Regions from separate parts of the Homo sapiens genome. Here region 2 is linked to region 1. Evidence: read pairs that join two places in POLR2A ChIA-PET (ENCODE). Cell type or tissue: PC-9. All regions are shown on one strand. Each heading gives the region's core, and the rest is flanking DNA. Links, peaks and the distances in the headings are about the cores only. Region 1 overlaps BIRC6 (baculoviral IAP repeat containing 6). Region 2 overlaps SPAST (spastin).

Region 1 (8,000 bases), core at 1-8,000:
CCATAGCTAGCATTACCATTCTTGAACTTTAGGGCCATTATTAAGTAAAATGGTTACTTGAACACAAGCACTGCGATACCAGTGACAGACAATCTGATAACCAAGACAGCTACTAAGTGACTAACAGACAGGTAGTGTATACAGCATGGAGATGCTGGACAAAATGATGATTTGTGTCCTGGATGGGACAAGAAGAGATTTTTATCACACTACTCAGAATGGTGAGTAATTTAATAATTATCAATTGTTGATTTCTGAAATTTTCCATTTAATATTTCCAGACCAAAGCTGACCACAGATAACTGAAACCACAGATAAGGGGCAGGGATTGGGGGGGTGGATGGGCCCTACTGTAATGGAATATTATTTGGCATAAAAAGGAACCAAGATGTGATACATGGGTGAGCATTAAAAACATAAAAAATATGCTGAGTGAAAGAAACCAGACACAAAAGGACAAATACATGATTCCACTTATATGAGGTATCTACAATAAGCAAAGTCATACAGAAGTAGAATTGAGGTTACCAGCAGCGGAGGGTAGAATGAATGGGAAGTTACTGCTTAATGGTTACAGAGTTTTTGTTTAGGATGATGGGAAAGTTCTGGAAATCAGTACTGGTGGTTATACAACATTGTGAATGTATTACAGCCACTACATTACATGCTGTAAAACAGTTAAAATAGTAAACCTCATTATATATATTTAACACATTTTAAAAAGAAAAAAAAAATTATAACCCATGACCCAATAATTCTACTCTTAAGAACTGAGAGTCTCAGGCCGGGAACAGTGGGTCACGCCTGTAATCCCATCACTTTGGGAGGCCAAGGCGGGCGGAGCACTTAAGGTCAGGAGTTAGAGACCAGCCTGGCCAATATGGGGAAACCCCAACTGTTTTGTAAAAATACAAAAATTAGCCAGACGCCTGTAATCCCAGCTAACCTTGGGAGGCTGAGGCAGGAGAATCACTTGAACCCAGGAGGTGGAGGCTGCAGTGAGCTGAGATCGGCACCACTGCACTCCAGCCTTGGCAACAGAGCAAGACTCTGCCTCAAAAATAAAAAAATAGAGAGCCCCTTACATATGTGCACCAAGGAACTTACACAAGACGTTTATAGCAGAAAAAAACAGAAATAAACAAGATGTCCACTGACAGGAAAATGCATAAATTATTTGTGGGTTTTTTGCACATTGGAGTACTAAGTATAAGTGAAAATTAAATGATCTACAAGGCATGCAACAAAATGGGTAATCTTAAAACATAGTAAGAGAGGAAAATCAAGTCCCCCAAAACTAGTTAGAGTTTGGTATCATTCTTATAAAGGGCAAAAACAAGCAAAATCAATAAAATATGTTGAAATATTCACATCCAAAGCATAAAACCAGTTTTCTTTATAAAAGGAAAGACATAAAAATTATTGAGTAACAATTATCTGTAGGAAAAGGGCAGAGTTTGGGAGAGGGGAGGAGGGACACATTCATAGATGCAAGATATCCATACTGCTTTAGTTCTTGGTTTGACAGTAGGTCTCTGGGTGTCCCTAACAAATTATTCTTCACTAATGTTATGTAAATTTTCTTCTAAAAAAAAAATCAACAGAGGGATTAAAATGGCACACTAAAAATATTTATTCAACACAAAAGAATGCAGTGAAGGAGTAACAAAGGAATGTAAAGAACATTTTAAAAACTCAAAATGGCAGACATAAATGCAACCATAGCAATAATTACCTTAAGCGTAAAGTCATTCAAATTTAAAAGGTACAGGTTATCCAACTGTATAAAAAAGCAAGACCTAATTATATGCATCTAAGAGACCCACTTCAGATTCAAAATCACAAGTTAGTTGAAAGTAAAATTGTGGAAAAGATACATAATACAAACTGTAACCATAAGAAAACCAGAGTGATTTTATTAGTATGACACAAAATAGAGACAGAGGAATATTTCATAATGACAAAAGAACCAATACATCAGAACGATGTAACAATTATGAAACAGTCTAACAAAAGAGCCAAAAGTCAAGTGAAGCAAAAACAGACTTAAAAGTGAACAATTCAACAAAAACATAGTTAGGGATTTCAATACTTGCTCTCAAAATTGATAGAAGAAGGCTCAATATAAAATCAGGAAGACTTCAACAACTAAAAAACATACACGTATACAAGTGAAATTTATACGACACTCTACCCCATGGGTGCCCAACACAAATTCTTTTCAAGTGCACACAGAACATTCTCCAGGACAGACCAGATGCTGGGTCATGAAAAAGTCTCAATAAATTTCAAAATACTGACTTCATATAAATTATATTCTCTGACAGCAATGGAAATAAGTTTGAGATCCAGAACAGAAAGAAATCTAGAGAAACCTCAAGTATTTGGAGGCTAAACAAAACACTTTTAAATAATCTCTGGGCCAAACAAGAAATCACAAGGGAAATTAGAACATATTTTGATCCAAATGAAAAAAAGGAAAAACACAATGTATCAAAATTTAGGAGGTATCACTAAGACAGTGCTTCCAAAAATATTTATGGCTTTAAATTTCCTATATTAGAAAACATCTCAAACCAATAAGCTTCTACTTTAAGAAACTAAAGAAGGCCAGCGCGGTGGCTCATGCCTGTAATCCCAGCACTTTGGGAGGTCAAGGCGGGCAGATCACGAGGTCAAGAGATCAGTATCATCCTGGCCAACGTGGTGAGACCCTGTCTCTTCTAAAAATACAAAAATTAGCTGGGCGTGGTGGCTCGGGCCTGTAGTCCCAGCTACTCGGGAGGCTGAGGCAGGAGAATCACTTGAACCTGGGAGGCAGAGGTTGCAGTTAGCCAAGATCGAGCCACTGCAGTCCAGCCTGGCGACAGTGAAACTCTGTGTCAAAAAAAAAAAAAAAGAAAGAAAGAAAGAAAGAAAGAAACTAGAGAAGAGCAAAATAAACCCAAATCAAGCAGAGGGGAGGAAATAATAACAATAAAATGGAAATCCAGTAAATGGGAAAACAGAAAAATAACAAAGAAAAAAATGTCATTTAAATCAGAAGCTGGTTGTTCTGAAAAAAAAAAAAAAAATCAATAAAACAGATAAACCTCTAGACAGATGAAGCAGGAAAAAAAAAATACAAATCATCGATCAGTATCACAAATGAGAGTGGTGACATCCCTAAAGAGTCTACAAATATTAAAAGGAATGTAAGGAGCCAGGCATGGTAGCTCACACCTGTAATCCCAGCACTTTAGGAGGCCAATGCAGGTGAATCACTTGAGGTCAGGAGTTCAAGACCAGCCTAGCCAACAGAGTAAAACCTCATCTCTACTAAAAATACAAAAATTAACCAGGCATGGTGGTGTACCTGTAGTCCCAGCTACTCGGGAGGCTGAGGTGACAGAATCACTTGAACCCAGGAGGCAGAGGTTGCAGTGAGCCAAAACTGCACCACTGCACTCCAGCCTGGGTGACAAAGCAAGACTCTGTCTCAAAAAAAATAAAAAGTAAATAAAATGATTGTGGGGAATATTATGAAATTCTTTACGCTAAAACTTCATAACTTAAAAACTGACAAAAAGACTGTCAGAACTCACTAAAAAATAAAAAATAAAAAACCTTAGGAAGTCTCTATAAACATAATTGAATGTGTATATTCAAAATCTTCCCACTAAAAAAAATCTCTGGGCCCAAAGAGCTTCACTGGCGAATTCTACCAAATATATAAGGAAAAATAAGACCAATTATACACAAACTTTACCACAAAATTGAAGAGCGAATACTTCCCAACTCATTCTATCAGGCAAGCATTACACTGATATCAAAACCAGATAAAGATTACAAAAAGCAAAAACTAAAAAAGAAAGATTACAAGGAACATATAATATCCCTGATGAACGATATGCAAAAACTATGAACAAAATTTTAGCAAACTGTATCCAACAATATATAAGGTAATGCATTATGACCAAATGGGTTTTATCCCAGGAACGCAAAGTTGATTTGATATCCAAAAGTCAATCAATATATTTTACCATACTGAACTAAAAAGAACAACCAAATGATCTCCATGGATGTAAACAAGTATTTGACAAAATATGACGTTCATTCCTATTGGAAACTCTTAGCAAAGCAGGAACAGAAGACTAAAGGAATGTTTTCCACAAGAAACAAGTACCAAAACAAGGATGTGACCATACAGTCCAATAATCCCAGATAGTGAGATTATTAAAGACTTTCAAAGCAATTATGGCTCAACTTATTATCCTCCTTCTGAATATCAGTACAGGTATATAGGCTTTATGTTGTTGGGGTCATATTTATATTCAGTATTGTTATATTTCATGATATGTTCCCTATTAATTGCGGCCTTTTAAAAAACTTTATTTTTTAAGCATTTTTTGTCAAGTATCATAACTGCACCCTATCTTATACTCCACTGATACATCTTAGTCTTCTTTCTCATTTAAGTCTTTCCTGTTGATTTTAAATGTATTTGCACCAAGCAGAATACCAATTTATCTTTCACTTTAAACTCTCAATTTTTGAAATTCATACTTTTTTATTTTATGCCTTTTACAAAATTTTATATGTAGTGTGTATATATTCTATTCCTGAATTATCAAAGATAGCTTAACAAATCTACATTTAGTATATTATTAATCCTATATAAAATTAACTTAAAACATATATTAACTATAGATTTATTTTTATGAAAAGACTTGATTCTCCACAAGAAAAATAGTTTTATGTTATTTGAATATACTCAGAAGACAGGGTCACATCCATTTGATTCAGTCTGAGATGCTTTTTAAAAATCATACATGTACATACATTTTAAGGCATCAACTTTTCTTTCCGCTTTGTTATTATCTTTTCAAATGCACCTTCATCAGTCAATCCCTGAAGAATTAGGAGCTCATTTTGAAAGCAACTAACTTCTCAGGTTTTTCTTATCTTTCATCATCTGGATAAATTCCCTATCACATGAGATCATGTTCTAGGAATTCCGGACTGTACCAACTCCAAGAAAACCACCATCTATTTTAAATACTTTTTTGTTTGTTTGTTTTGTTTGAGATGGAATCTTGCTCGGTAGCCTAGGCTGGAGTGAAGTGACGCGATCTCAGCTCACTGCAACCTTCTCCTCCTGGGTTCAAGTGATTCTCCTGTCTCAGCCTCCCAAGTAGCTGGGATTACAGGTATGCACCACCACACCTGGCCAATACTTTTATTTAAATGCTAAAAAACTTAATAACTTAAATATTTAAGGTGTAAATACTATTTCTCTTCTGAGTTACCTAAAGCATAGCTCATCAAATAATTGAAAGCATTAAAAACCCTTATTGCATTTCTGGAAAATAGTAGTTTCTTATAAAGATGTGCACCGGGGTGCCATGTCACCTAGGTTCCAAGTCCAGCTCCATTTTAGATGACCTACAGCAAGTTAAATAATTGTCAATTTTTAAATCTTTCAGATTAAAAGAATGCAAAGAATTCAGTGTAAGATTCTTCATCTTTTGTTGTATTATGGCAGTATAATGCCATTTAAAGTGCTCTGATGGAAGACTCCCAGGTTTGAATGCTGGCTCTGACATTTATTAGCTCTATTACTTAATAAGTTACTTAACCTTTCTTTCCTTCAGTATCATTATGTACAAAACGGAGACAATAATAGTATATTAAAGTTGGTGTGATGACTAAACGAACACAGGTAAAGTTCTTACAACAATGAACTGGCACATATATGACCAATAAATTCAAATTATCTCTGATACCACACAGAATTTTAATGGTTGTTCTGAAATTCTCAACTGTAATTCCAAGTTTCATTAGTCTAAAGTTACTAGACTACACTGCTCATTTTCTAAATTAATCTAGTTGGATTTTTATGATATTTAAAGATTTTTTTCCATTATACTTTCACTAGAAATTACAGAAATTTCACTGGGTACAGTGGATCATGCCTATAATCCCAACACTTTGGGAGGCCAAGGCAGACGGATCGCTCGAGGTCAGCAGTTCGAGACCAGACTAGCCAACATAGTGAAACCTCGTCACTACTAAAAATACAAAAATTAGCCAAGTGTGGTGACGCGCACCTGTGGTCCCAGCTACTCAGGAGGCTAAGGCCGGAGAATCACTTGAACCTGGGAGGCAGAAGTTGCAGTGAGCCAAGATTGCGTAACTGCACCCCAGCCTGTTGACAGGGTGAGACTCTGTCTCAAAAACAAAAAATAAAAATAAAAAAATAATTTCACTACATATAGTTCAAAAAAGGCAATCTAACCACTACATTTCACCATTACGTTCCTTGGCTAAACTCTTGAAATCTATTTAAAGAGAGGAAAAACAGTCTAATTACTATCAGAACCACAGATGAGATGCATGCGTAACTCTGCTCAGATCCTAATTCCTCTGCCATGCCTTAGTTACAGTCACTTAGGCTTCAACTATCTCCTAGTCCTAAATTCCTGCTAGACAATCAATAGAACTATTCATTTTGCCTGATATTGTCAGTAATCCTTTTCAAAAACTGCTTTATCTCCCTAACTTAAAATGTATATAAGTAAAAAAAATAGGCCAGGCACAATGCCACACGCCTGTAATCCCAGCACTTTGGGAGGCCGGGGCAGGCAGATCACTTGAACTCAGGAGTTTGAGACCAGCCTGAGCAACATGGCGAAATCCCATTTCTACAAAAAAATACAACAATTAGCTGAACATGGTAGTGCGTAGTCCCAGCTATGCACTGTAGTCCCAGCTATTCAGGAGACCAAGGCGAGAGGACTACTTGCACCCAGGAGGTTGAGGCTGCAGTGAGCTGAGATCATGCCACTGCACTCCAGCCTGGGCAACACAGTGAGACCCTGAGAAAGAAAAGAAAAGGCCTGGCATGGTGGCTCATGCCTGTAATCCCAGAACTTTGGGAGGCTGAGGTGGGTGGATCACCTGAGGTCAGGAGTTCAAGACCAGCCTGGGTAACATGGTGAAACCCTGTCTCTACTAAACATACAAAAAATTAGCCGGGCATGGTGCCACGTGCCTGTAATCCCAGCTACTTGGGAGGCTGAGGCAGGAGAATTGCTTGAACCTGGGAGCGGATGTTGCAGTGAGCTGAGATTGGGCCACTGCACTTCAGCTTGGGCAACAAGAATGAAACTTCCTCTCAAAAATAAAAGGAAAAGAAAGGAGGGGAGAGGACGGGGAAAGAAAGGGGAGGGGGGAAAGAAAGGGGGAAAGGGGAAAGGAAAAGGAAAAGAAAGGAGAAAAAAAGAAAAAATAACTGCACACTATCTTAATCTATATAGTGCTTCAAAATTTGCAAAACTAATTCACTACTAGCCAAAGATCAGGAATAAATCAGACAAAAAAATGTATTTAGCAAAACTAAAAATTGTTTGCTAAGTATTTTTATTTCAGAAGGAAATAAGGACCAATAACTGTGCCAGAAACTTTACATAATTTCATTCTAATAAGCCTAGGAAATGGACTTTCTTATCCTAGTTTATAAATAAATAAAAACAGGTTTAATGAATTTAACATAACTTGCCCAAGGTCATAAATTTGAGCAGATGCAGAGTCAGGGACTCACTGAAATAAAAGCACGTGATTTTCTTGAGGTTAAAGCAGAAGATACTTGCTAAGTGACTTACTAACTTATTTACAGTTAGAATCCTTACCTAGGGCAGTAGAAAAAAGTTTTAAGAACAGTTTAAAAAGAAGGATTTACCACTTCATTACAAAAAAATTAATTCCTCCCCATCTATTTGAACCTAAAATTCATACTAGGTTTGCACATAAACAAATGCCATATATACATGGATTTTATAAGATTTATAGCATAATCAGACAACTTACCTTTGGTGCATGCACACAGCCTGTCTGTGCCAGAACAGTAAATCACAGAAACAAATGTGTCCTGTTCCTCAGTGCCCTCCTTTTTGGGAGGCTCCACTTTGGCCAAAATTTCAAAGTTTGAAAGATCTAGTATTTTTACATATCCTCCCTGA
Region 2 (16,240 bases), core at 8,072-16,071, 270 kb after region 1:
CTAGCATTACAGGCATGAGCCAACACCCCTGTCCTATACCTAGGATTTAATGAACATTCAATATGTGGTAGGCAGTATTCTAAGAATTTGAGGCCAGGCACAGTGCCTCATGCCTGTAATCCCAGCACTTTGGGAGGCTGAGGCAGGCAGATCACTTGAGGTCAAGAGTTTGAGATCAGCCTGGCCAACATGGCAAAACCCCGTCTCTACTAAAAATATAAAACTTAGCCGGGTGTGGTGGCAGGCACCTGTAATCTCAGCTACTCGGGAGGCTGAGGCAGGAGAATTGCTTGAACCCAGGAGGCGGAGGTTGCACTGAGCTGAGATGAAGCCTGGGTGAGAGAGATTCCATCTCAAAAAAAAAAAAAAAAAGCCGGGTGCAGTGGCTCATGCCTGTAATCCCAGCACTTTGGGAGGCCAAAGCGGGTGGATCACGAGGTCAGGTTTTTGAGACTAGCCTGGCCAACATAGTGAAACCCCGTCTCTATTGAAAATAGCCAGGTGTGGTGGCAGGAGCCTGTAATCCCAGCTACTCAGGAGGCTGAGGCAGGAGAATCACTTGAACCTGGGAGGCAGAGGTTGCAGTGGGCCGAGATCGTGCCATTGCACTCCAGCCCAGGCGACAGTGCAAGACTCTGTCTCAAAAAAAAAAAAAAAAAAAAAAAGCACGATTATGTGTTAGCTCATTTAATCCTCATAACAGCCTTTGACATAGGTACTACTATTATCCCCTGCTTGGGAAAATCACACACCTAATCAGTGGCAGATTATAGACACGTGCCACCACGCCCGGCTAATTTTTGTATTTTTAGTAGAGTCAGGGTTTCACCATGTTGTGCAGGCTGGTCTCAAATGCCTGACCTCAGGTGATCTACCTGCCTTGGCCTCCCAAAGTGCTGGGATTACAGGCATGAGCCACTGCACCCGGCCTGGAGAGGTACCTTTAAACCATATAAATATCACATTCCTCATTATGCTTGTAATTTGTTTATGTTTGTATTCATATATTCACATGAGCTCATGGTTTATTTCTTCTGATGGGTTATAATTAATTACTACTATTACTTATTTTGATGCTCAAATTTGTCCAGTGGGAACCCTTTTAATCTGTGTGTCATTTCAATGATTCATCCTCATCAATCTTTGGGCACTTTTTCTCTCTGGCACAAGAAGTTCCACACTCATGTATTTTCTCTGCCCCAGCCCTGAATTTAGCCATTTTATCAAAGAGTCTTGGTTCCTTTAGTTGATGTTATGGACTGAATATTCGTGTCCCTCAAATTCATATGTTGAAGCCTTCACCAGCAATGTGATGGTCTTTGGTGATTCAGCCTTTGGGAAGTACCTAGGGTTAGATGAGATAATGAGGATGGGACTGTCATGATGGGATTAATGCCCTTTTAAAAAGGGACACCAGAGAGCTTGTGCTGTCTGCCATACAAGGACACGGTGAGAAGGTGGCCATCTGCAAGCCAGGAAGAAAGCCCTCACTAGAAACCAAACTGGCTGGTACTTTAATCTTGGACTTCCAAGCTTCTAGAACTGTGAGGATAAATTTCTGTTATTTAAGCTGCCCAGTCTATGGTATTTTGTAATGCAGCCCAAGCAGACTAAGACAGTGAAGAATTTGGAAGGCAAGATATGGGTACTTTATGTGCTCATTATTATTGGAGCATAACTGCTCCAAGGCCACCTTGGTGGACAGACTAGGGAATATACATATTTGGACACATACACACGTGTATATTTATATGCTTATATGTCCTCTATTTTTATTTGAGGCAGGATCTCGCTCTGTTGCCCAGGCTGGAGTGCAGTGGTGCGATCTCAGCCCACTGCAACCTCTGCCTCCCAGGTTCAAGTGATTCTCGTGCCTCAGCCTCCCAAGTAGCTGGGACTACAGGTGTGTACCACCACACCTGGCTAATTTTTGTATTTTTACTAGAGATGGGGTTTCGCAGTGTTGGCCAGGCTGGTCTCAAACTCCTGATCTCAAGCGATCTGCCCGCCTCGGCCTCCCAAAGTGCTGGGATTATATGCGTGAGCCACTGTGCCCAGCCGATATTTCATCTATTTTTATAGATTTTAAACCATGAATTCACTTTCTTAAACCCAATTCAAGCTGAACTCCAGGTTTCATTCTAGTTTCCCCCCTTTCTGTATTTATAATTACCTTCTCTGTGGTTAGTATATTCACTTTATTCCATCAAGTCTTTGGTGTGCAACCAATCTACCATCTCTGCTGACACCCTTACCCCATATGGACACCCCTTTCTGTGCTTGAGCTTATTCCTCATTCCAGGTTGCCCCTATCCACCATGTGAATAACTGCCTCAATCTGTCCCTGACACCTCATACCTAGCTGTCCATCATTGTAGACACTGTCTTCACCCTATTAGGTCTCTGACACCCAAATTTGGACTTCCATAGGTCCCCTCTACCCAATGTAAGCACATTGATCTGAACCACTGTGCAAACACGTGCCTGGGACTGCTATCCCCAGAAAGTCCTGCTGGCAAGGTTGGCCCTTGCCAGGCATCTGGGAACTTGAATTTGAGGGGAGATTCCCTCTATTCCCTAACAAGCTTACTATGTCTAACAGTGAGGCTTAACACTTTCACATGCTGTCACTTGTTGCTGGAGTGACATCCTGTGTGACTTCATTAGGAGAGAACCCTTAGAAGCTGGTGCTTGGTTTCCTCTGGACTTCACTTAATTCCTTTTTTCCCTTTGCTGAATTTGCTTCATATCCTTTTGCTCTAATAAATCATTGTTGGGAATAAGACTATATGCTGAGTCCTGTGAGTGCTCCTAACGAATCATCAAACTTGCACATAGTCTCGAGGGCTTAACCACCTAATGACTTTAAAACAATAGTTCTGGCAGGGTGTGGTGGCTCTGCCTGCCTGTAATCCCAGCATTTTGGGAGGCCGAGGCAGGAGGATCACTTGAGCCCAGGAGTTTGAGACTGCAGGGATTTTGAGACTGATTACGCCACTGCTGTCCAGCCTGGGGCAATAGAGACTCTGTCTCTAAAAAAAAACCTCAACCCCCTGAAAAAAAAAAAATCCACAACAGTTCAGGAAGGAGGAAGGTAAGCAATTTAGTGACATTATTAATTTCAGCTCTTCCATCCCACTGTTTTATCTTACACTTCTTTGCTCTGTTTTTCTTTCCTTGATTTCATTTGACTAATCACATAATTCTTAGTGACCCATTTTATCTTCTCTAATGGCTTTTTAGATCTACTGCACCCCAGTGATGGGGTGAGAGATTACAAAATGCATTCTTATCACAATCTACCTTACACTAATGCTATCTCACTTTGTGTACAATATAGTAATATTATCTCAATATAATTACATTTATTGCCCTCTCTGACCCTTCATGCTATTTCTGTCCTATATTTTACTTATACATATATTATAAACACTGCAATACTATTTTTGTTTGCTTTAAACAGCAATGATATTTAGAAAAATAAAAAAGAAAAATGTCTTTCTTATTTACCAACATGTTTATCATTTCAAAATTCTTAATTCCATCCTGGAGATACAGGTTCCCATTGGGAAATCCATTTACTGATAAGTCCATCCAAGGAAAATTTTAATTTCAGATACTACGTTTTTCACTCCAGATTTATATTTTCCTTCAGCCTGAAGAATTTCTTAAAGCATTCCGTATAAAGTCAGTCTGCCAGCAACAAATTCTGTTTTCATCTGGAAAAGATTTTGTCTTAAGTTTTTCAAGAGATAGGGACTCTGTCCCCCAGGCTGGAGTGCAGTAGCACGACCACAGCCCATGCCCAGCTAATTTTATTTTTTGATGGGGTTCTCACTAGGTTGCCCAGGCTGGTCACTCATGGCCTCAAGGGATTCTCCTGTCTCAGCCCCCCAAAGTGTTGGGATTACAGGCATAAGCCACTGAGCCTGGCCATTGCCTTAACATCTTGAAGGATATTTTAACTGGATACAGAGTTTTAAGTTAACCTTTGTTTCATCTTTGCACCTTAAAGATGTCATTCCATCATTTTCTTAATTCCATCATTTCTGATGAGGTTAGCCATCACTCTTGTTTATCTGAATGTAATGCTACTCCTTCCCACTCCCCACCTTGATTGCTTTTAAGATTTTTTTTTTTTTTTTTTTTGGCAATGTGATGTACCCAGATGTAGTCTTTGTTGTATTTATTCTGCTTGGGGATTCAGTGAACTTCTTAGATCTGTACGTTGATGTCTTTCAACACTTTGGGGAAAATTTCACGCATCATTGCTTCAAAGATTTCTCTTGCCCCATTCTCTTCCTTTCCTTCTTTACTTCAAATTACAGGAACTGATAATGTTCCAAAGGTCTCAAACCTCTGCTATTTCTTTTTTCTTTCTCTCTCTGCTTTGGTTTGATACTTACTTGTCTTTTTCAGTCTTTCCTGTTGTGCCTAGTTTACTGTTAAGTCCATCCATTTAAATTTTTAATTTCAGATACTGTAGTTTTCATTACAAGACTTTCCAGTGGGTTATTTTTTATTATTTTCTAATTATTATTATTATTATTTTTGAGACGGTTGCCCAGGCTGGAGTGCAGTGGCGCGATCTGGGCTCATTGCAAGTTCCGCCTCCTGGGGTCATGCCATTCTCCTGCTTCAGCCTCCCGAGTAGCTGGGACTACAGGTGCCCGCCACCATGCCAGGCTAATTTTTTGTATTTTTAGTAGAGACGGGGTTTCACCATGTTAGCCAGGATGGTCTCAATCTCCTGACCTTGTGATCTGCCTGTCTCGGCCTCCCAAAGTGCTGGGATTACAGGCGTGAGCCACCGCGCCCAGCCAATTATTATTATTATTTTTTGAGATGGAGTTTTGCTCTTCTTGCCCAGGCTGGAGTGCAATGGCATGATCTTGGTTCACTGCAACCTCTACCTCCCAGGTTCAAGCAATTCTCCTGCTTCAGCCTCCCAAGTAGCTAGGATTATGGGCATGCATCACCCATGCCCGGCTAGTTTTGTATTTTTAGTAGAGACCGGGTTTCACCATGTTGGTCAGGCTGGTCTTGAACTCCTGACCTTAGGTGATCCACCTGCCTTGGCCTCCCAAAGTGCTGTGATTACGGGCGTGAGGCACGGTGCCTGGCCTCTGTTGGGTTTTCAATTCTTATTTTTCTGCTGAAACTCCCTATCTATTCACCCATTATCTCTTCTTGTAAATTCTTTTAACATATTTTAACGCTATTTTAAAATCACTCTCATAGAGGTCACTTGTGCATCTGCTTCTGTATATTTTCTGTTGAGTATGGTATGGACCACTTTTTTTTTTCCATCAGGGAAGTTGAGTCAAAAGGATCACATAATTTTTCTTTGCATGCTTAGTAACTGTTTATTATGTACTGAGCTTTGGATATATGCTGTGATGACTGAATTGTTTTCTTCTCAAGAATGCTGTGTTTTGTTCTGGTTTTAAATTACTAATGGATAACCTTGATGCTGTGAGATTTGATTTTAAGCTTCATTACAGTAAGTTTATTTCCATTTTGTCCTTAGTGCTGAAGCACAGCCTTTAGTTCTAGGATGCTGTCATTCTTCCTTAAGGCGTGGCATTTTGGGGGTTCAATGGGAAACACCAAGTATTTACTCAGTCCTTCTTAGTGGAACTTGAATTTCAAACTCTCTGTCCTTGGGCAGCTGCAATCGCTGCTGAGTTTTTTAGACTTTAACTTGCTTTCTCCTGGGTTCCTTTAAATAATCACACTGCACCAGCACAATTTTGGAATCCACCAAGGATTTGAAAGGAATATGTAGGCAGATTTTAGAGCTTACTTTCTGAGGCACTCTCCTTCCCAAAATTTCTCTTCTAATTTTCAGGTGTTCTAGAAGTCCCAAATGATTCCTCAGCCTGTCAAAACTGTCACATTCTACCTGAATTCTATATCCAAGTGAACTGCACAAACTGGAAATTGCCCTATGGGTAAAAGCTGGTTAAGGTGAATCTCGTTTACTTTTTATTTTTTGAGACAGGTTCTCTGTAACCTGGGCTGGAGTGTGGTGGTGTGATCTTGGCTCACTGCAACCTCCTCCTCCCGGGCTTAAGCGATCCTCTAACCTCAGCCTCTTGAGTAACCGGGACTACAGGTGTAGGCCACCAAACCTGGCTAATTTTTAGTTTAGTTTTTTTTTTTTTTTTTTTTTTGGCAGAAACAGGGTCTCCCTATATTCCCCAGGCTGGTCTTGAATTCCTGAGTGTAAGCGATTCTCCCATACTGGCCTCCCAAACAGGCATGAGCCACCACACCCAGCCTGAATCTCTTCCATTATAGGACTTTGCAGTTTCTACCTTGTTTTGATTGCTCTGCAGAGCCACCCAATCATTGCTTTCTATATTTTGTTAAGCGTTTATAATTGTTACTAAGAGTCCAATACACACAACTCCTTCATTATCAGACTCCAACCCCTAAAATATCAAAAAGTTTTAAAGTAAAAAAGTAAAGACAAAATAAAGTTTATCATTTATTTCCAATACATTAGGATAAAAACCCACTTTATGCAACTGTACCCTTTAATTCATTTCTTCTGAAGAAAAGTACAAAAGACCAGACTAAAATTGAGACAAGCATTTAAAGGAAAATCCTTTGACTCAGAGTCCAAAACCGAACTGTAAATGGTTCATTTTACCAAAAGAATTAGTTTTTGTACAAAATATAAAGAATTCTACACTATAAACAAAGACGGCTGTATATGTAATTAAATTAGAATTCTAGTATCTGCTTTTCCTCTAATTCTTCTGGAGTACAAACATATTTGCAAGTCAGAAATCTAATATTCTCAATGGACAGACTGTCTTAGAATAAGCTTTTACCCTTAAGATATCTGGAAAGATAGTACTCATTCTTTCCCTTGGCTCAAAGTCCAATATATCAGTAAGTTTTAATTTAGTTTACAAAACTCTGCCATATTAACATGAAGAGCACACTAATGCTTAATGTTTAAGCATTATCTTTTAGGAAGTAATACAACACAGAGCTCAACACCGAATCTAAAAGGTCACAATCTAAGTCATTATTAATTCAGAAAACTTCAGCAACTTCTATCTTTATTGAAAAAGACCAAACCAATCCCTTATCTCCTACTATATCATTACTCTATTTTCATGGCCCTTCTATCAAAGAAACAGCTTAAAATAAAACTTGGTTAGAGTTAAGTCATAGAAAATAGTTCTCTAGCACTAGCTGAAGTTCAGACTTGATCAGGAAAGCAACTTCTATACAGTAATGATTTTCTGACTCAGTGTTTAAGATAGTATTAACCTGACTTTTATCTCTTTTAACATTTGAAATCTTTGTTATCTAAAAGTCTTTCCCAATAGAATTATAACCATGATAGTTTTAAAGGAGACAATATATTAAAAGTTGAGCTGGAACCACATAGTCCTTTAATATGATTAGCCAGTTATCCAAGTATCAATAACGTTAATCTTTTAAATGAAAACAATGAAATTTTATGAGCTTAACTGAAATGTCTTAATTTAGAACTTCTCAATTCTTTTCATCATATATATTTCATTACTACCTTTCGTTATCAGTATTTCATAATTGATGTTGTAATGTTTGAGACCTTAAAGGGATACTACCCATCACCTAACATATGCATAGCTCTGGCTTGAAAAAAATTTTTTTTCCCCTATTTATCTCAACTCTCATTTTTATTATTCAGGGAGTTCCAAAGTCATGATTGGAAGAGACATGATTTACCTTATGGCTACAAACAGCATATGATCCTAAGAAATCATGCATCTTCTGGCTGGGCGCAGTGGCTTATGCCTGTAATCCCAGCACTTTGGGAGGCCGAGGCAGGCGGATCACCTGAGGTCAGGAGTTCAAGACCAGCCTGACCAACATGGAGAAACCCCATCTCTACTAAAAATACAAAATTAGCTGGGGTAGTGGCGCATGCCTGTAATCCCAGCTACTCGGGAGGCTGAGGCAGGAGAATTGCTTGAACCTGGGAGGCGGAGGTTGTGGTGAGTCGAGATTGCGCCATTGCACTCCAGCCTGGGCAACAAGAGCGAAACTCTGTCTCAAAAAAAAAAAAAAACCCAGAAATCATGCATCTTCTATATTCAAACAAATCTTTAACAAGAGCAAGAGTAAAATTAAGAAGAATGTATGTCTTCATTATAAAGTTCTTACCTAGTAGGGGCAAGTTTTTTATTTTAATGTATTCTTTCAAAACCTAAGAAATCTTTCCTAAATGAAAAATTCTTGTTACTACTACAAATATTCTTTCCACTCATGACATTTTACATAGCATCATTTAAGCACCAGAGAAAAGTTCTGTAAACAAACTTTTAACCAGTAAACTAAGGGCAAATATCTATTTGCCTTTATTACAATATTTAAAAGGCCATGATATGAGTCTCTACTCCCTACAATGACATTTTTATAATGAAAATCCAGGCATATTTATACAAACAAATGGAATTACTGTACATTTTGGGAGAACAAAAGGCAGATCAACAGACTAGAACTAGAACTTTTGAGTTAATAAAGCAAGCAGAAGGAACTAGAAAAATGTATGCCATGTATAAAAATTCAGTTTTTTTAAAGTTTCATTGAAGGGATTAATAATTATTAAGAATAAAAGATGGTAGTTCCACTTGCTTATAATTATCCTGTAAAATTAAGAAAGTAATAAGCAATAAATTAGAAATGTCTTAGTTCCTAGTATTTCCCTTCTCTTGCACTGGAAACATTTTCACAGCAGTTAAAATTGGCTCTCTTAAATATCAGAATAATTCTTGCAGAAAATAAATTCCATCAGGAAGAAGTTAACAGTCTACAACAGATTTCTGACAAATACATTAGAAAAAAAAATACTGCAGGTCACATGAAGACTGATCTACATGTTATATGACAGAGTAACTCAAACCTTCAAACCTTCTCTATTTTACCATATTTGCTTTTTTGCTATTATATTGCTATCTAAACTGTTTGGTAGCAAGGTAATAGAAAAATAAAAGGTAAAAAGAACACAACAATTGTTTAATGTCTGTAGATTTATGAAGAAGAAACTCTCAAAATAAACTTTTTCCTATTACAGTTACTTAGGAAAAAAGTTTCATTTGGCACACTGAATTTATAAAACGAAAAAAGAAAATAAACTTAAGAGTGTTTGGCATTCCAATCACCTGTAGTTAAGACAACAGTAGAAAAGAAAAGTAGGAGAAATTACTATTTTAAGAAAAAACATCAGAAGACAAACAAACAAATGTTCTTGTGTCTTCTACCATTCACTGTTCCTGGAATACTTTCATCTGCAACACAATATACAAATTATTATTTACATTATGATTATATTGGTAAAGAAGACCAGAATCAGGTTTTGTTGTGCTCTAACTTAGTGTCCATTGGGATAACTGTGACCATCAAGGCAAGGCCTTAAACAACAAAAAATTACATTTGCATTGTATATTTTGTTTAAGTCTGTTTTCTGGTTCATCTTCAAGTTTGGTGCACAAATATGTAAGACTCTAAAAAGTCCTGTAAACTTAGGCTGTTTCTGTAGCCGATGACGTTCATTGAAGATCTTGTGTTTCCTCTTTTAAGTAAAATGTTCTGCAGGTTTACAAAGGTATTTCCTTAAACAGTGGTATCTCCAAAGTCCTTGTTCCAACGTATGTACGCTTCTAAAGTTTGAGGGCTGACGCTGCGTTTTATTTTTTTCAAGGATTCAGTGAAGTCAGATAATCGAATATTTCTCATCTAGATTTTTAAAAAGCACATGACAATACAAATGATCAACAGGTATATGGTGGTTAACGAAATGATGGATTAAAGTAATGATGCTGCTGTTTCTTAATGTTATAAAAAATATACGTGTATGTATTCTTAGAAAATTATGTCAGCCATTTAAATATATTTTCTATGTTGATCTGCTACACAAGAAACCTTAATAAATGCTATACTAATATATTTATTACTTGTGTTTAGTTTCATAGGTATTAACATTTGAAAGCATAATATTTTTCCAATATAAAAACAAAACACAATCATTTATAGAAAAGTTCAAAAATACAGACAAAGAGAAAAAAAGAATCACAATTTCACCACTCAGATATGCAACCTCCCCCTCCAAGGTTCAAGCAATTCTTCTGTCTCAGCCTCCCGAGTAGCTGGGATTACAGGCACATGCCTCCATGCCCAGCTAATTTTTGTATTTTTAGTAGAGACAGGGTTTCGCCATGATGGCCAGGTTGGTCCTGAACTCCTAACCTCAGGTGATCCGCCCACCTTGGCCTCCCAAAGTGCTGGGATTACAGACGTGAGCCACTTTGCCCAGCCTAAAGTATGCATTTTTATATTAATTTGGTCTTATTTTCTGATCTTTTAAATTGCCTTTGGAAATATAGATTAAAACAATGCTGAGTTAATGAATATCTATATTTACACCTAAGTATTTTTAAAAGGCAAAATGGATAGGTTCACAGAGTCCAGGCAATAGAAAAATTAATAAAAATTTTGGCCAAGCACGGTGGCTCACACCTGTAATCCCCGCACTTTGGGAGGCCAAGGCGGGTGGATCACCTGAGGTCAGCAGTTCGAGACCAGCCTGGCCAACATGGTGAAACCCCGTCTCCACTAAAAATACAAAAATTAGCCAGGCAGGTGCCTGTAATCCCAGCTACTCAGGAGGCTGAGGCAGGAGAATCGCTTGAACCTGGGAGGTGGAGGTTGTAAGTGAGCCGAGATCGTGCCATTGCACTCCAGCTTGGGCAATGAGTGAGACTCCCTCTCAAAAAAAAAAAAAAAAAAAAAAATTAAGGCAAAATGCAGTTTGGCATAAATGACCTGTGTTAAAAATCATTTCTAGCGTATACCTGTATTTTGGCCCAAAAATAAGAAGTTAAAGAACTTTAAACAAAACTCCAACAACTGGTATTTATCCGTATTTTAAAAACTACTCTTAAAAACCCAATCTAACTTCATATCATCTTTGATATCTCCATGAGATATCACCTACACTTGTAACTTGTAAACTAATCTGAAAAATTTTAGCCAAAAAGAAAAAAACATATAGTTAAAATATAGGCTGGCTGCAGTGGCTCGCACCTGTTAATCCCAGAACTTTGGGAGGCTGAAGCAAGTGGATCACTTGAGCCCAGGAGTTAGAGACCAGCCTGGGCAACATGGCAAAGCCTCATCTCTACAAAATGTACAAAATTTAGCTAGGCATGGTGGCGCACGCCTGTAGTCTCAGCTACTAGGGAAGCTGAGGTGGGAGGATCACTTGAGTCTGGGAGGTTGAGGCTGCAGTGAGCCATGAGCATGCCAATGTATTTCAGCCTGGGAGACAGAGTGATACCCTGTCTCAAAAAAAAAAACCCCAAAAACCCAGCAACCCCCCACCAAAGAAAACCCCATAAGCACTATATGAACCCTACTTGTTTCCTATTTAACTGTAACACACACACTGCCTCTTCCTAAAGGCCAAAGTGTAGAAGAATAATGAATGTAACATGGGTATTAAACATGATATTACTAAATAAAATTTATTTGTTATAGAAATTAATATTTTTGTTTTGAGACAGGGTCTCACTGTTACCCAGGCTGGAGTGCAGTGGCATGATCTCGGCTCACTGCAACCTCTGCCTCCCAGGCTTAAGAGATCCTCCCAAGTAGCTAGGACTATAGGTGTGCGCCACCACGCCCAGCTAACTTTTTGTAATTTTTGTAGAGATGAGGATTTCACCATGTTATCCAGGCTGGTCTCGAATTCCTGAGCTCAAGGGATCCAATGGCCTGAGCCTCCCAAAGTGCTGGGATTATAGGCATGAACAACCACGCCTGGCCAGAAATTAAGGTTTTAAAAGATGTTGATGTAATTGTACTTTAAGTCTATAGTTTGATATGTGTATATATATGAAACTTATATGATATTTTAACGTAAGAGACTAATGTATACAACAGGAAAAAGGCAGATGGTAGCTGGTTCAGTTAAGGGGGGAAATAAGTAGAAAAGTTGTCTTATCAAACCAAAATAATAAAGGACTTAAAGTTAAATTAGATACACAAGGTACTTAAAAAACAAAGTATATTGTACCCCAATTTATAACCAACAATTTTAGTACTAACCTTAAAAATACAGAAATTCCAAACCAATTATTTGAACTTCTACTATTATAAACTGTAAAAGATAAGTTGGGTTTTTCTTTTTTTTTTTTTTGGAGATGGAGTCTCGCTCCTGTCGCACAGACTGGAGTGCAGTGGTACGATCTCAGCTCACTGCAACCTCCACCTCCCCAGGTTCAAGCAATTCTCCTTCCTCAGCCTCCCGAGCAGCTGGGATTACAGGCATGTGCCACCACGCCCGGCTAATTTTTGTATTTTTAGTGGAGACGGGGTTTCGCCACGTTGGCCAGGCTGGTCTCGAACTCAAGACCTCAGGTGATCCAACTGCCTCGGCCTCCCAAAGTGGTAGGATTACAGGCGTGAGCCACTGTGTGCGACCAAGTTGGGTTTTCCTTACCTAAATTTATATATATTCACCGGTAACTGACAATACACTTTGGTATTAAAGTTGCATCAAATAATGGGTATATAAAATTCTAGTATACAGTTTTAGAGAGCAAACTACTTGTGTTTACGTCTCATCCCATAAATGGAAATGAGAGAATGGATTACCTTAATCTCTATAATAAAATGCCACTATCAGTTTTATATTTTTTAAAGTTATTTAATGGATCTTTACATAGTGTTTACTACGTGCCAGCTACTTTAAGTGCTTTATAAATATTAACTCATAAGTAAGCAATAACAGCTAAAGGTCATTATCAAATTATTAATACCAAAACCACTAGATTAAAAAGAAACAACTGAATGAAAGTATATAGTAGAGCCAGGCATGGTGGCTCACACCTGCAATCCCAGCACTTTGGGAGGCCGAGGTGGGCGGATCTCCTGAGGTTGGGAGTTCCAGATCAGCCTGACCAACATAGTGAAACCCCGTCTCTACAAAAACACAAAATTAGCCAGGCATAGTGGCGCATGCCTGTAATCCCAGCTACTCAGGAGGCTGAGGCAGGAGAATCACTTGAACCCAGGAGGCGGAGGTTGCAGTGAGCCGAGATTGCACCATTGCACTCCAGCCTGGGCAACAACAGCGAAACTCAGTCTCAAAAAAAAAAGTATACAGTAGAACCAAATATTGTAACAATATAACCTGAATATATATAATTAATGGGATGCTCACAAAAGGGACCAGTAATATTCTTCCTTGTAAATCACTCAGTAGTTTTATTAAGCTTTAATTTTTAGTTTTACCATCTAAATTTTTAATAAATAATGTTATGACTTTTAAAAAATGGTGGATAAAATTATATTTTTAGGTGTGGGATTAAAAATTTCAAGTCTGGCACGGTGTCACACCTGTAATCCCAGCATTTTGGGAGGTGCAAGTGGGAGGAATGCTTGAGGAATCTGAGACCAGCCTAGGCAACATAGTGAGACCCCATCTCTACAAAAAATTAAAAATTTAGCTGAGTGTGGTGGTACATGCCCGTAGTCCCAGCAACTCAAAAGGCTGAGGCAGGAGGATTGCCTGAGCCCAGGAGCTAGAGGGTGCAGTGAGCCATGATTGTACCACTGCACTCCAGCCTGGGCAACCAAGTGAGACACTGTCCCAAAAAATAAAATAAAAATAAATTAAATTAAATTAAATTAAATAAGTTAGAAAACTAAAAGCTTTCAGCCGGGCGTGGTGGCTCATGCCTGTAATCCCTAGCACTTTGGGAGGCCAAGGTGGGCGGATCCCAAGGTCAGGAGATCGAGACCATCCTGGCCAACATGGTGAAACTCTGTCTCTACTACAAATACAAAAAAAAAAAAAAAAAAAAAAAATTAGCTGGGCGTGGTGGCGTGCACCTGTAGTCCCAGCTACTCGGGAGGCTGAGGCAGGAGAATCACTTGAACCCAGTAGGCGGAGGTTGCAGTGAGCTGAGATCACACCACTGCACTCCACTCCAGCCTAGAAACAGAGCAAGACTCCATCTCACAAAAAAAAAAAAAGAAAGAAAGAAAACTAAAAGCTTTCTTAAAAAAAAAAATTCAAGTATGGTGCCTCATCCGACAGGCGAATAAAAGCCTGAAAAAAAAAAACAAACAAACTCCAAAATGTACTTGAATACACTTGTTATCTGTGTTAACAGTTCACTGTCCCCTCAACAGCTGCTGCAATTAGGGAAATAAAAAATAAGTTACAAATATACAGCTGTCCCTCAGTATCTCTCGGAAATTGGTTCCCCCATAGATAGCAAAATCCGCAAACGCTTAAAGTCCCTTATGTAAAATGGTGCAGTATTTGCATACAACCTACACAATCCTCCTGTATACTTTAAATCATCTCTAGATTACTTATAACACCTAATACAATGTAAATGCAATGTAAATAGTTTTTATACTATATTGTTTAGGGAATAATAACAAGAATAAAAGTCTGTACATGTTCAACACAGATGCTTTTTTCCCCCAAGTATTTTTGATCTGCAGTTGGTTGAATCCATGAATGCAGAATCCACGGATAGAAAAGGCTGACTGTAATTCAAGCCTGATTTCAAAATTTTGCTCACAGAGTTATGACCATTCTGCATACCCAATTTTATATTTTACATGCAACTTTTTTCAAATGAAATGCTTCAGCATCTCATAAGGAGGTCTTCCATATTAAGAAACGGTAATAAATTGGCCAGGCATGGTGGCTCACGCCTGTAATCCTTGCACTTAGGGAGGCCGAGGCTGGCGATCGCCTGAGGTCAGGAGTTCGAGACCCACCTGGCCAACATAGTGAAACCCCATCTCTACTAAAAATACAAAAAAAAAAAAAATTAGCTGGGCGTGGTGGCCCATGCCTGTAATCTCAGCTACGCAGGAGGCTGAGGCAGGAGAATCGCTTGAACCTGGGAGGTGGAGGCTGCAGTGAGCCAAGATGGTGCCACTGCACTGCAGCCTGGGTGACAGAGCCAGAGTCCTTCTCAAAAAAAAGAAATTAATTAAAAAAATAAAGGTTATTGAAAAACAAAATAGAACATTATTAAAGGATTAACGTATAGTTATAGGTTATTTTTATTGTATAAACCCCCACAAGTTTCATGTAATTTTTTTTTTTTTGAGACTGGGTCTCACTCTGTCGCCCAGGCTAGAGTGCAATGGGGCAATCTTGGCTCACTGCAACCTCTGCCTCCCAAGTTCAAGTGATTCTCCTGCCTCAGCTTCCCAAGTAGCCAGGACCACAGGCACGTGCCACCATGCCCAGCTATTTTTTTTTTTTTTTGAGATGGAGTCTTGCTCTGTCGCCCAGGCTGGAGTGCAGTGGCACGATCTCGGCTCACTGCAAGCTCCACTTCCCAGGTTCACGCCATTCTCCTGCCTCAGCCTCCCAAGTAGCTGGGACTACAGGTGCCCGCCACCACGCCCCGGTAATTTTTTTGTATTTTTTAGTGGAGACAGGGTTTCACCATGTTAGCCAGCATGGTCTCGATCTCCTGACCTCGTGATCCGCCCGCCTCGGCCTCCCAAAGTGCTGGGATTACAGGTGTGAGCCACCGCCCCCGGCCTAATTTTTTTGTATTTTTGATAGAGACAGGGTTTCACCATGTTGGCCAGGCTGGTCTTGAACTCCTGACCTCAAGTGATCTGCCCACCTCGGCCTCCCAAAGTGCTGGGATTACAGGCGTGAGCCACCGCACCCGGCCTGTAATTTTCTTCTGTTTGGTATTTATGTAATATGATTTGATAGAAAATGACTTTATGTATATATGTTTTGTCTATTACCAAAAAAAATTTTGACTATTTCATAGGTTTCCATATTTTGAAATGAAGCAAAGTTAATTTTTTCTAGCTTCTAATCAACTAGAAAAATCCATTAAAAAAAATTAGTCCCAAGCACTCTGAGAGACTGAGGCAGGAGGATTACTTGAGGCCAAGAGTCTGAGACCACCCTGGGCAACAGGGAGAGACACCATCTCTACAGAAAATTAAAAAATTAGTGGGGCGTTGTGGCACTTGCCTGTAGTCCCAGCTACTAAAAAGTTTGAGACAAGAGGACTGCTTGAGACCAAGAGGTCAAGGCTACAGTCAGCCACGATTGCACCACTGCACTCCAGCCTGAGAACAGAGCAAGACCCTGTGTCTCAAAAAAAAAAAAAAAAAAAGGCCGGGCGCAGTGGCTCACGCCTGTAATCCCAGCACTTTGGGAGGCTGAGGC

The links. ChIA-PET counts read pairs that join two places held together with the same protein. Peaks named below come from ENCODE experiments on the same cell type or tissue, not always from the same donor. Only the 100,000 strongest peaks of a DNase experiment are listed, where the experiment ranks them.
Region 2: POLR2A ChIA-PET joins it to region 1 with 13 read pairs; 2 of 35 experiments call an interaction of 5 or more read pairs at or near these places.

Annotation. Positions count from the first base shown.
Region 1 is chr2:32,416,012-32,424,011 of GRCh38, reverse strand. BIRC6 (baculoviral IAP repeat containing 6) reads right to left here. Exons shown (of 74, transcript NM_016252.4): 10 at 7,849-8,000. Among named protein-coding and RNA genes, the nearest start is that of BIRC6, 63 kb to the right of the region's middle. In PC-9, for the core only: no CTCF peak of the experiment used is centred there; a DNase peak (open chromatin) is centred at 4,981; H3K27ac peaks cover 1,465 bases.
Region 2 is chr2:32,147,878-32,164,117 of GRCh38, reverse strand. SPAST (spastin) reads right to left here. Exons shown (of 17, transcript NM_014946.4): 17 at 6,481-9,744. The coding sequence ends at 9,622. Among named protein-coding and RNA genes, the nearest start is that of SLC30A6-DT, 9.7 kb to the left of the region's middle. In PC-9, for the core only: no CTCF peak of the experiment used is centred there; no DNase peak of the experiment used is centred there.